2 separate regions of the Homo sapiens genome follow, and region 2 is linked to region 1. The links are chromatin contacts, found by Hi-C or POLR2A ChIA-PET in ENCODE. All regions are on one chromosome and are shown on one strand. Each heading gives the region's core, a stretch centred on a gene start or an enhancer-like site at or near the end of the contact. The rest is flanking DNA. Distances are from core to core; before and after follow the strand shown.

Region 1 (3,073 bases), core at 262-2,761:
GTCCACATGCTGAGCAGATGGGGCAGAGCCCAGGGGCTGTGGCATCCAACTGGCCACCAGTGCTGCAGGGGCCGTGCTGGACCTCAGAATGGAAGCAGAGCCAAGCTGCAGCGTGCCTCAGCTCACCACAGGACATCAACCTCATCGGCCCCTCAGGATCCAGTGGCCAGCCACTGGGTCAGAAGGCCCCAAAGTAAGGGGGATTGTGGCGGAAGCAGTTTAGGGGGCTGGGGATAAGCAGAGGGCTGAAAAGCCTCAGTGTCAGTGCCACAGAGAGGCAGGCAGGTGTGGCTCACTCCCAGTGCCTGAGGATGGGGACAGGGATGCAGAGGGCGTGGGAGCGGGAGGGCTATGGGAAAGTAGCCACTCCACCTGGAGCCGGCCCTCGTGATGCAGAGACACAGTGTGTGCTGTGAGCACAGGCGTGGGGCATGTCACTCGTATTTCTTTCTGAGAGGTCATAGTGACTGTGATGAAGTCAGGTGTCCAGAGGCACAAGCACAGCCAGGCAGTGCTTCCCATGGGACAATGAGCTCACAGATCGCGTCCTTCCAACTCCCACTGCGCTTATAATCTTCACACAGGCACTTAATTAGTCCCCAGTGGTTTCAAGTTCGGTAGCTGGGTCTGTTTACTGACAGTGTCTACCTCCATGCAGACGGGTCTGCTCCCGTCGGCTGCAGAGCCCCGTGCTGCCTGGCACCAGCCTCCATGGGGGCACAGCGTGAGGACCTGCCAGAGCGTCCAGTCTCTGGCTCCTCAAAGCCTGGTGGGACACCAGCAGCACCAGCATCGACTGGGCACCGAGAAATGCAGCTTCACAGGCCCCGCTATAGGCGGTTCTACACAGACAGGAGCCTGGCCGGGACTTCGCATACAGCTTCCAGTCTGGGAAGTGCTGGCCCCGCTCGTCCTGGGCTGGGAGTCGTATGGTACAGGGTGGACCTGCAACTCCCCTCCCTCCTCTGGACCTCAGCATCCTTCTGTGGGAGGTGAGTCTGTCCAAGCTGTCTTCCCAGGACCCTAACGGTCTGCGATAAACTGAAGGAGCCTCCGAACAGAGCAAGGAGAGCCTGCAAACATTTGCTTCTGTGCAGGGGCCCACCCGGGACCTAAGTGGACATAAAGTTGTAATTTCTTGCAACTTAATTATTTTATAGAATTTTAGAACTGGCAGATATCTCAGAGATCATGTACATTGCACCCTTGACTTTTTACACATGAAAGAACAGAGGGCTACATCGGTTATGTGGCTCATAAGAGGCCAGAGAAGCCATCGGCAGTGGTGAGAGCCTGGATATGCAAATGGACAACAGCCAGACCAGTTGTGGACACAGAGCCTGGAGATACAAGCTGTAGCCACCAGCCCAGACCAGTTGTGGACACAGAGCCTGGAGATACAAGCTGTAGCCACCAGCCCAGGAGCTGGCCCACTGTCTATAAGCCAGGAGCACAGGAAGTGAGGCCACTGTCTCCACAGCAACCAGCCCAGGAGCCAGCCTGCTATCTACAAGCCAGGCTTGTGAGAAGTGAGGCCACTGTCTCCACAGCAACCAGCCCCGCTATTTACAGGCCGGCTCCTGGGCTCATTGGAGAGGTACGGGAAGTGAGGCCGCTGTCTCAAGCAGCCACTCAGGAAGCCAGACCATAACCCCTGCAACTATTGGCCCCAAATGGCCCGGGCTTGCTTCATAACTGCCGCTTCCCTAATTGTTGTCCCCACTTGCAACTCAGGACCAACCAGAGAAAGCCAAATGTGGCCCCAGCCAATCTCCTGGTGAGACAGGACACGATCCCTTGACCCCTTTGAGGACAGCAACTGGAGTGGCTGGAAGCTGCCCGTGGCTCGCCTCTGGCGGGAGCGGGCTCCGTGAGGGCCCCGCAGAAGCGTCCAAGCATGTTACAACCAATGCTCTTTCAGCTCTGCTGTCCAGGAACAGCCAAGTACCAACCAGCTCAGTGGAGGGTCAGGGTGGCAGCCCCTGCCCTCTCGGCACCCGGGTTCTTGTCCAGTGCCCAGGAAGAATCAGGTCACGCGAGCTGTTCGAAAGGTGATGAATGCGGAAGACTTTACTAAGTGATGTGTGGCTCTCAGCAGAAAGGGAGGCTGGAAAGGGGATGGGAAGGTGATCTCTCCCAGAAGCCCGGCCCTCTCTGAAGCCACACCATCTGAAGTTAGCCACGTCTAGCCACAGCTCTGATGCTCAACTGCTTGTATCCTCAATGCTCAGCTGCTTGTGTTGCTCTGCCAGCTGAAGTCTTTTATGGGCAGAGGATGGGGCGGGGCAGGCCAAAAAGGCAACGTTCAGGTGGAAAAATGAGTCAGCTGTTTTCACTTAGGGCTGCGCTTCCAGGCTTAAGGGTGGGGGTTAGCCAGGAGCCCAGCCCTTCTGTATCACTGGGACATGCTGCTTCTGAGCCACCTCCAGGTTCCCACGACGGCAGCCTCCAGCCAGGGAACTGGCCTGGTGCTCAGGTGGGAGCCTTCTTTTCTCACGGTGAGGCCCACCCATCCCCTGCCCACATTGGGGTCTCTGCCAAACATAGGTGAGGGAGCGGCCCCCTTGCTGGAGAAGCTCCTGAGTTGTAAGCGGGGGCAACAATTAGGGAAGTGGCAGTTATGAACCAAGCCCGGGCCATTTGGGGCCGATGGTTAGAGGGGTTATGGTCTGGCTTCCTGAGTGGCTGCTAGAGACAGTGGTCTCACTTCCCGTACCTCTCCAATGAGCCCAGTGCTCACTGTCCCTAGCCTGGTCTTGAGTTGTTCCCACAGCAGTGAAGCCGGGATTAGATGTCAGGCCTCTGGGTCCTTCCCCAAGCTCTCTCCATAGCCACACTGCCCAGAAGGAAAATATGGGTAGTTCCGACAAGTAAGTCGTGGCTGCTGTTTGCTAGCGACTGGGCCTCTGAGGGCCGCTGGGAGGCCCCCAGCAGTTCTCGCGACGTTCCTTTGGAGACATGCATTCTAAGGCCCAGACAATCCGTTGACCACTAGACTTTGAGAATTGTTTTCCCTAACGTGGCACTAGCCGGCTGCATGAACCCATAGTCACCTGCCTCTATGTTGGAGTCA
Region 2 (3,073 bases), core at 371-2,870, 99 kb before region 1:
ATAGGGGTCTGGGAGTGAGACCCCCCCACCGCGCACACACTCTCCTGCTGGGAAGCCTCAGGGAAACTGGGTGCCCACCTCCCCACTTCAGCCAGGTCTCAGCCTCCCGGGGATGCTCTTGAGGCCGACCCTCGGGATGCCGCCCCGTCCTGCCCCTCCAGGGTAGGCCCCCACGAGCAGGGGCCTGGACTCCATGGGTAGACAAGTCTTGTGTGGATTGGGACCGGAGCTGGTAAGGCCAGGAAGGGGCAACTGTAGGCACTGCCCGGGGAGGGGCAGAATCATGCTGTTGCCCAGTGATGCCAGGTACACAAAGGCAAAGCTGGAGGGACAACGTGGAGGCCCAGACTCATTCGGGTGCATTGAGAGTCAGTGGTGGTGTGCAGGGAGATGTGATCGCAGGCCTGCTTCTAGAGACTTCTCTGGCAGCAGGTGGAAGGGCAGGTGGGAGGGAGGCCGCCACTTTGAGGCTGGGACAGAAGGGTGAGGACCTGCACTGGGCATGAGGGCAACCACAGACACACGCAGAGCCATGGAAGCCAGAGCTGTGGAACAGATCTGTGCCCAGTGCCGGTGGGGCAGGCTGGCCCCTCGGGCGGCTCTGTGTCTGTTCTCTTTGGGCCCAGGCTGTGTCCACCTTGCCAGGCAGTGGGAGAGAGGCAGCATCCAGGCACCCCATCCCATACACCAGGGAGCGGCACCGGCTGGGACCATCAAGCTTCCCTGGAAGGACAGCAGAGCGTGGTCACTTTCACACCGCCGAGGGGAGGCTCCCTCAGTCACAGCCTCCCATCACAGGAGGGAACCGGGGACGCAGAACCGGGGGGACAGGGGCCCAGCTCCCGGCCTCGCCCCGCCCAGGGAGGACTGTCCTGAGCACCGCTGCCCAGGCCTTCATGCTTCAGAAGCTACCAGAAGCAGAGGCTGAACGCGGCCGCCCCGGCCACTGCAGAGCCCAGGAAGGGCAGGGCGCTGAATGGCCCGCCCAGCTGCACGCATGGCTGCGTCTTCTGTGTGCCCTGCGTCTTTAAGAGAAAAGGAGGGACCTCTCAGGAAGTGGCGGGGCATCTGCTCCCGCAGGAGAAACTCTTTTACATTTCTAATCAGGAGCCTGGGCTAGGGAGTGTCCTGCCCCCGTGCCCGCAGGGATGGGGGACAATGAGGCTCCTCAACTGTTCCAGGGTAGCCCTTGCAGGCAAATCCGAGAAGGCTACGGCTTCAGAAGGAAAAGAACCAGGGAAGAAGTCCTCACAGGAATAGACCGGGCCTCGGGCGAGGCTGAAATTCTTCCTCTACACCAGGACTGCTACAGGAGGTTGTTTGGTTTCTCTGCTGGTGCTGTCTTCACACACTTACAATTAATATTAGCAGCAAGTGTCACTAAGGAGCAAGGAGCGATTTCTCCAGGAACCGGAAACTCCCCTCTGCCCCCCTGCAGCACCCAGCAAGCCGGGGCTGCCTAAAGGCCTGCCACAGGGGCTGGGTTTCTGGAATGTTCTTTCATCCCCTGGGAGTCCTGGGCTGCTCCGTCCGGCCCTCCCTCCGTGAGAAGGGGAAGCCGAGGCTTGGATGAGCTGCCCTGGCCGGCTCCGGGCTCCACCCCCCGCGCCCTGGCTGTTGCCATGGTTGGCCTCAGGCATCCGGCTCGGCCTACAGGAAACACGCTTGTAGGACTCGCTAGGGCAGGAGAGAATGGGGTAACGCGGAAGATGGATTTTTTTTTTTTTTTGAAATGAGCAAACAGTCTAGAGAACCCCACAGAAACAAAAGGGGAAAAGAAGGAGACGATCCAACAAAGGCCATTAGAGCGAAGAGCATCAGCGACATAGACGCAGCTACCAGGCGACCAGGCGCAGGAAGGGTGCGGCCGCAGCGGGTGTCGCGACCGCAGGAGGGCCAGGGCGGGGCGGCAGAGGGGCTCCCGGGACCAGGGTGCAGGAACCCGACAGGGAGGGAGAGACGGGGTGGGAAACAGGTGGACAGACAGACCTCCGGGGCTGAGGCGGAGAAACAAGACCCAGGCTGGAGAGGGGAGGGCGAGAGATGGCCACCGCCCCAGCACGTCGGAGTGGGCGCTGGGAGTTCATGGAATCGTGGAGTAATCAAAGGAACTCAGAAACCGCCCCACGAACCCTAGATTTTACCGGGTTTCTACAGAAACTGAAGCCAAGGGGTCCAGCACACAGCCCAGGGCCATCCCTTCGGCCTGAAGCAGTGTCCTCACCACACTAGGTCTCCGTGGGCAGCTCCTTCCCTGGCCCCACCCGGCTTGCTTTGGAAATACCCAGATGTACTTGAATACTGGGATTAAAAAAAAACATGGAAGGAGAAAGGAAAATGCTGAGAGGGGGGAAGGGTTAATCCAAGAGGGAAGAGACAAGCAGAGCAGGAAGCAGGAAGGAGGAGGAGGCTCGGGGCAGAGAGGAGAGGGACCTGGTGAAGTGGGGGGCTGAAGGCGCGGGGACCACCCCAGGCATTCTGGGTGCCATCTCTGTACGTGACAAATGTCCACACTCAAGCTCACAGCGGCCTCTCTCAACCGCCTCCGCGCAGCAGGGTTATCCATGGCTGAGACTCCGGGGACAAGGGGTAGGCAAAAAGAAACACAGCTGAGATAAAAGTCAGGGGACGGAGAGAGGAAACCAGTCCGGAAATGGCAGAGAGGAAGAGTTTGCTTCCTCCTGGGAAGGTTCCCTGTAAATGGGTTAGGACGTCTTTATTATGGAAAGATGACTCTGTGGTATCATGCAATAAGCTTGGTAGTCATGGAAAAGAAATCTGTATGGGAAATTATACTTTTGACTTATGACAGAGTGAAGAGTCACGTTGCCCATCCTTTCATTCAGATTATTAGTTAAATGAGGAAATAACCACAGACTGTTCCATTCTATTTGGTATACATTTCTAGAAGTCTATGAAATCAATCTGTATTTGGGAAGACCACTTCCTTCAGAGCACTTTATTTTGTGAACTATTTTGGCACCTGAGGATCCAACGGTCATGGTCCCCTTTGCCATCAAAATACAATAAGTGGAGCTTACAACTAACTTAATGTATACATGTCCATTTCTTT

The links. Hi-C counts contacts between places; a loop is a spot of excess contacts on that map. ChIA-PET counts read pairs that join two places held with the same protein, here RNA polymerase II (POLR2A). Pooled maps may share reads with other maps.
Region 2: a loop to region 1 is called in a pooled map, with 2.2 times the contacts of the local background. The contact joins two enhancer-like sites. A Hi-C loop is called at or near these places in 1 of 37 single-sample maps with no recorded cell type and 2 of 50 pooled maps. POLR2A ChIA-PET finds 5 or more read pairs at or near these places in 2 of 52 experiments (BJ and naive thymus-derived CD4-positive, alpha-beta T cell).

The regions. Positions count from the first base shown.
Region 1 is chr7:155,588,965-155,592,037 of GRCh38, forward strand. No RefSeq gene overlaps it. Among named protein-coding and RNA genes, the nearest start is that of CNPY1, 44 kb to the left of the region's middle. RefSeq lists an enhancer at 499-1,320. Within about 2 kb of position 1,512, at least 5 of the 41 ENCODE cell types and tissues checked have a DNase peak (open chromatin) inside an H3K27ac peak, as active enhancers do.
Region 2 is chr7:155,489,516-155,492,588 of GRCh38, forward strand. No RefSeq gene overlaps it. Among named protein-coding and RNA genes, the nearest start is that of EN2, 33 kb to the left of the region's middle. RefSeq lists an enhancer at 371-1,104 and a silencer at 1,904-1,973. Within about 2 kb of position 1,621, at least 11 of the 41 ENCODE cell types and tissues checked have a DNase peak (open chromatin) inside an H3K27ac peak, as active enhancers do.